Linked DNA regions of Homo sapiens: region 1 is linked to region 2. Evidence: chromatin loops called from intact Hi-C (ENCODE). Cell type or tissue: PC-3. All regions are shown on one strand. Links, peaks and the distances in the headings refer to the core of each region. The heading gives the core; the rest is flanking DNA. Region 1 overlaps IFT57 (intraflagellar transport 57). Region 2 overlaps CD47 (CD47 molecule).

Evidence for each region. Peaks named below come from ENCODE experiments on the same cell type or tissue, not always from the same donor. Only the 100,000 strongest peaks of a DNase experiment are listed, where the experiment ranks them.
Region 1: it touches region 2 in a loop (2.1-fold over the local background); 2 of 110 quality-filtered maps call a loop at or near these places.

Annotation. Positions count from the first base shown.
Region 1 is chr3:108,179,349-108,182,278 of GRCh38, forward strand. The region is part of intron 6 of IFT57 (intraflagellar transport 57); the gene reads right to left. Among named protein-coding and RNA genes, the nearest start is that of IFT57, 42 kb to the right of the region's middle. In PC-3, for the core only: no CTCF peak of the experiment used is centred there; a DNase peak (open chromatin) is centred at 1,143; H3K27ac peaks cover 738 bases.
Region 2 is chr3:108,085,847-108,088,776 of GRCh38, forward strand. All of the region lies in intron 1 of CD47 (CD47 molecule), which reads right to left. Among named protein-coding and RNA genes, the nearest start is that of CD47, 3.7 kb to the right of the region's middle. In PC-3, for the core only: no CTCF peak of the experiment used is centred there; no DNase peak of the experiment used is centred there; H3K4me3 peaks cover 1,031 bases.

The DNA of each region.
Region 1 (2,930 bases), core at 148-2,647, 93 kb after region 2:
TAAGTAAAAGGGGCAAGGAAAATACCATGATAGAAGGAGGTGCACATATCTAAGTTTACTCTAGGAAATACTTCTCGGACAAAAATCTATAAATTATCATGCTTTCTGCAAGGATATGAGCAGCATATTTCTGTCCTCCACAGAAAATCCTCCCTTCCCTAATAAAAGAACATTATCTGTATTCTCTTTTTGCCACTTGGCACAAGCAGATTTGCAATCTCTTCTTTTTCTCATTCGCAGAGTTTCTCATTTCATTACTGCCCCCGTTTGTGTATCTATTTGTGTATGTGAGTGTATATGTGTGAGAGAAAGAGCAAAAAAGAGAGTGAGACTGTCTATTCAATTAAATAACTTTTTAAAAATGAGATTGAATAACTTTTCTAATGAAAAATGCCCACTAGGTTGCAGGATAATTATAGAATGTGGCTTTCCTAAATTTTTAAATCTGACATTTTTTTCTTCCATTGCCAGCAGCTTAAAGTCTTCTATGGTACACTCTTGTGGTGTAAAAGCATAATTTTTATTTTTATGCGTTAAAGAACTACACATATTACTTTAAAAAAGTATCTATGTGTGGTATATATTGTGGTGTATTTGTTGCAGGCAATGTGGGAATAATCATGATCGCTGGAAATATGTGTTTCCTCAGGGATGTTCCTGCTTTCTAGAAATTCATCTCATTGTAGAGAAAAATAAAACACTGTACATCATCGGTAAGGAAGGCTATGATAATCACTGGTATTCTCACACCTACCTATCACAGAATTGAAACTGGAGATCTATAACCTCTAAATATAATACCTTTTAGTGAAATAATTACATTTCTAACACGCTCGAAGGCTATCTTTACAAACTACCATCTGTTACTAAAGAGTTTTCATATGTTGACTCAGACCTATTATTTATGCTTACTCCATTAACACCCCTTTCATATGGCCACATCGATCTTCTGTGTGAGAGTTTCCAGGCTTTAGAAGGAGTTACAAGCAAAGAGAAGAGATTTGGCAAGTCAGACAGGGAGTGAATCAGGCCTCTGTGAGAATGTGGGAACACCCAGAGGCCAAATCAGAATTTAATTATTTTATAAGATGCTGAGTAACCACAGTGGAACACCAGAACAGGTGACCCCAATAGTACTCCCACCTTCAGGAATGTATGAATCAAAACTTGGATCTCATACTGATAAAACTCCCCACTTCCTCCCAGCTCAAAAAACTCTAAAAAACAAGAGTTAACTCCTGCATATTTGAAAAACCAAGAAACATAAATTGTTACTTGGTAGAAGGAAACAAAATCAAATAAATGGGATAAAAACCATAGGCGTAAAATTTGTTAGAATATTAAGAAATTTTTAATAAAACTCAGTGATAGAACTACTCTAATATAATTGATTAGAAAAATGAGTCAAGCCAATAAAAAGTATATTTTATAGCAAGGTCCATATGACAAAGGCTTTATGCTTCAATTCATAGTTCATATTAAGTAATTTTAAAAAACAAATCATTCTTTGCAATCATAAAATATTTAGGTAGTCTAGAAATTTTAATTATAATCAATGTGTATTAATTCACTGCTTTCAATCACAAATATCTAGTTGAGGTATATCAACAGTGAGGCATTAGCAACTTCCCTCTGCAGTATTTATATAACATGAAGTCTATTGGTTATTTCCTTAAAATCTGCTACCACTCTTGATGCTCTTTAGTTACAACTTACGGTAATCTCTAAAGCAAAAACAGTCATTCTCTTATTTCAACTTGTGATAAACGGAACCTTTCTCTGATCCAGTTGAAACATTTATCACACTCAGGGTAAATAGGAAGGCAGGCATCATCAACTATCTTTAAACACAGAATATCCTGAATGTTCAACAAGACTATGACAGAAGCAACTAAAAATCTTTTTTAGTTGCTAAGAATAGCTAGGTTTTTCTCCACCCCTTTACTGTATTTTTACATGTATAATTTTAAGCACAATATTCCCACAACTCTGATACCTGTCCAGGATCCACATGAAACAAACAAACAGCTGACCTTGCAATACAACTTTAAGTCCACAAAATAACACTTGTTTAAAAATACAACAGCCCAAAACAACATTCTGTTTTATGTAGTCTCTCTTAAAGAAAGCTTGTCTGTAAAAGTCCATCAGTGAATAGTTCCCCTCGTTCTCTGAGATGTCATGGCAGTTGAGTAATCATACAAGCTGCTCTAAAAATGTATGTGTGTCTAGTTAATTTAGGCAGTTTATTTTAATAGCATTCACCTCTTTTTGATTATAGCAGGTGTTTCAAGGATAAATTTGCTGAAAATTGTATTTTGTTTAAACAGCAGCATGTACATTTATGGCCTTACTATATTAAAAAGCATTTATTGTCTGGCAGCAATAGATACAATTACAAACATTTGTGACAGTAATTGGAGCTATTATTCCTGCATTGAGCCACGTGGAGACCGACTTATTGCCACCTGTATTTACATTTGTTACTGGTAATTGTAAAAGCTAATTTTTTTTATTTGGCACCTTGTTTTTCTTTAAATTACGTGAATATTTCTCAACAGAGGTCTACCAGAAAATCTGTAAGAATTATAACTGTAGTTTCTCCATTATTCAAATAACAGGCAGAGTCCCATTTTAATAACGATTATATACATAAAACGTATTCCCATATTCTAGGCCACAGTTTATATATATTTTTGCTCATGGATGCAAGGATCCTATCAATATATCCTAACTAACAACCAGAGTATAAGTCTTAACAAAGACTCTTCATTCCTAAATTATAACAATTTATAAATCCCTGCAGGTCAAAAATATTTAGAGAAGCTAAATTTTATTAATACCCACTTATACTGCATCCATGGCAGAAGGTCAAATCAAGTTACTCTCTCCACTGCTTTGGAATGAGGGGGAAAAAATCCTCTATTGTT
Region 2 (2,930 bases), core at 280-2,779:
TTTCAAGAGAACCTGCCACTGCTTCTCACTTGTATAGACTTGATTATGAAATCATGAAGCTGCATATTTTCATGGAAAATCTCAAGTCACTTGTATGGTTGGATAGAAAAGTTCCTTAAAAATCACAAGAATGTGTCTATGAATGATCTTCCTAGAGGGTGATGTTTAAACTGGGTCTTAAAGGATGAGTAAGAATGTTATGGGAAAGAAGGGGCTTTCTAGGCAGAGTAACGTGTACAGCCAGATAAAGAAAGTGAAGAACTGAAAGCAGAGAATTATTTAGGTGAGCTCTAGGAAATGAGGTTGGAAAAGATGAATAAGAAAAATTCTAAAGGGCTTCCTTGAATGTCATGCTGAGTTTAGACTTGATAACATAAACAACTGTAAACCACTCAGATTTAATTTCATTAAAAAAAAAACATTGACAGCAGTGTAAAGGAAGGACTGAGGGCAGCAAGGGAAAAGAGAAAGGGAGATCCGTTAACAGACTACTGCAATAGTCCAGGTAAAGAACAACTGGAGAGAAGACCTAAAACTTACAGTAATCAACAGAAGTTAGTTGTGGGAAGCAGGGGAGATAAAGAGGGGAAAATTAAAATTGTGAACCAAAATAGTATGTGTAGCTAGTTAGATGGTAGGCTAATTATAGAGAAAAGAGGCTTAAATATTTGGGGAGAATATCTTTCCATCTGTCAATGGACTAGTGAGATCTGATGCACACTATGTTTGAGAAATGAGAGAGAAACAAGATGGCTTTATCAAGCACTTAAAATATATTAAGTGGCAGTGATTCTTTTACAATAAATTTGGCAGTGTAAGAAAGCAGAGAAGGCAACAACTGACAATGTGCAGGCAGGAACAAGGGCAAGGACATTTTGGTTCTTGAGGTTTTTTGTTTTATTTTTTAATATGGGGTAAAATTTGATCATGTGTGCAAGCTACGGGGAAGGAGTCAATGGAGAGGGAAAGATCTAAGATGCAAGACTGAAGAATTATGCTGACTGAGCAGGTCTCCAAGATGGTAGAAGTGAAAAGGTGGTAGACAGGTTGTCCTTTCGTTGGAAAAGTGAGTAGGTTTTCTTCTGAAGCTGGATGACGGAAGAGAATGAGACGAAGGTTATCTAAGATGTTATAGATCAGTTTAGTAATGGTGGGAGGGAAGCAGAGGGAGTCCAAACCACACACCACTATTTTTTGCAGTAGAGTAGGAAGTTAATTATCTGCTGGGAATGGATGTTCAGGAATGGAGTAAGAAGTCTCAGCAGCCTCTTAGGTAAAGAAGCAAAGATCATCAGTAAAGACACATGCCAGAAAGCAATCCTACCTACTTTTGCCCCTTAGAACTAGTGTCTGGCTTGAAGAACTGGAGTCTCTAGCTACACTGGGTTACGTACAAAAAGGATGAAGTCAGATCTCTCCTCAATGGACACTAAAATAAAGGTCTGGGGTAGAGTGGGGTGTCCACAAGTTGTACTTAGTTCTGACCCAACGCAATCCCCCTAATGAATTTAAAAGTGGCCTTATAAGAATGGAAGAGGCCAACTTAGAATTAAAAAGGGCAGGGCAGTTTAAAGTCAATAACATCCAGAATTATGGCCTTAACAAGCACCTAAGTACCATGAGGGAATAAAAACAAGATATCCCTACTGTCTATATACTACATCTTAAGTCATTAAGAGACATACTGACATACTGTCTGAAATTTGTCTATATGCCAAAGAGGGCTTTGCAAACTGCTTGGTGTGTAGTATAGGCTCATACTTGCTTGAAATGGAAAAAAGTGGTTTTGACAGGCCTTGAACTAGCCAAACCCCTTGCTTTACCTTTTAACCTACAAGTGTGATATATATTCAAATATGCACATTAATTCTCCTAATCTGAATCTCAAACCATGAGATTGACCAGATTCTGAGTCTTATGCAACTGCTCCATGGATTTGGAATGAAATATTCAGAGGTGGGTGTAGCTTGATTTCTGTTTCAACACTGTATAATCGTAAAGAGGAAAAACCCAGATTCTATTGTCTTAGTCTAGGTATATCAGAATCAAATTTCCTGGGTGCTCTGTATTTTCTACTTTAGTACTACAATGAGTTTAACAAAACTGATCCTACACTATTATTCTTGTTCTTTTTATCACAGAAGAAATATCTACACTAGTATACAAAGTGAAAGTAACTTTATGATAACCCAAGACGATATTATTAAAATCAGACTGAGAGATAAGATATGAAAATAGAAATGTTTATCTTGTATAAAAAGGTAGGCAGAAACCTAAGACAGGGAAAGTGATTGAAAATTATGCCACAAAAAGAACATTACTATATTAAAAGCAATGCCTATATACTAGCTATAGCTGAATTCATACTATGAAATGCAAATCTAGTTTTGCGAATATGCGTGATTATTTTGGATTTAGAATATGTATCAATTTGGGGGGAAAGTCATCTATCTCTCATCTTTAGAACTTGGCCTTTCAAATCTCCATGAACAACTCAGTGACAAAGATAAAACATCTGCCAAAACACAGATGACAGCATGAGCAAGTGTCCTAATGGTAGGCATTTAGTGTAATGCTTTAAAAAACACTGCCTCTAGACTGCTGGGGCGGCCCCATAAATACGTACTTTTAAATAGGCATTTACTTCCTTAAAATGGCAACTTGTAATTAAAAATAATATATTCTTTAAGAGAAAACATTTTTATTTAAACAAGCCAAATTACTACTAGACTTAGACGATGGAAAAAAATTTTATTTAATCATATGTACCCTGATTTAAAAAAAAAAACAACTCATTTTGAACAAAGAGGAATCATTCAACCACTGAAAAGACAGTTCACAACACCATCATTATTTATTTAAAGTTTTATTTGCTAGCTAATAAATACCACTGAAACTATGCACTTTTAAACAAAGTATAATTGTACATG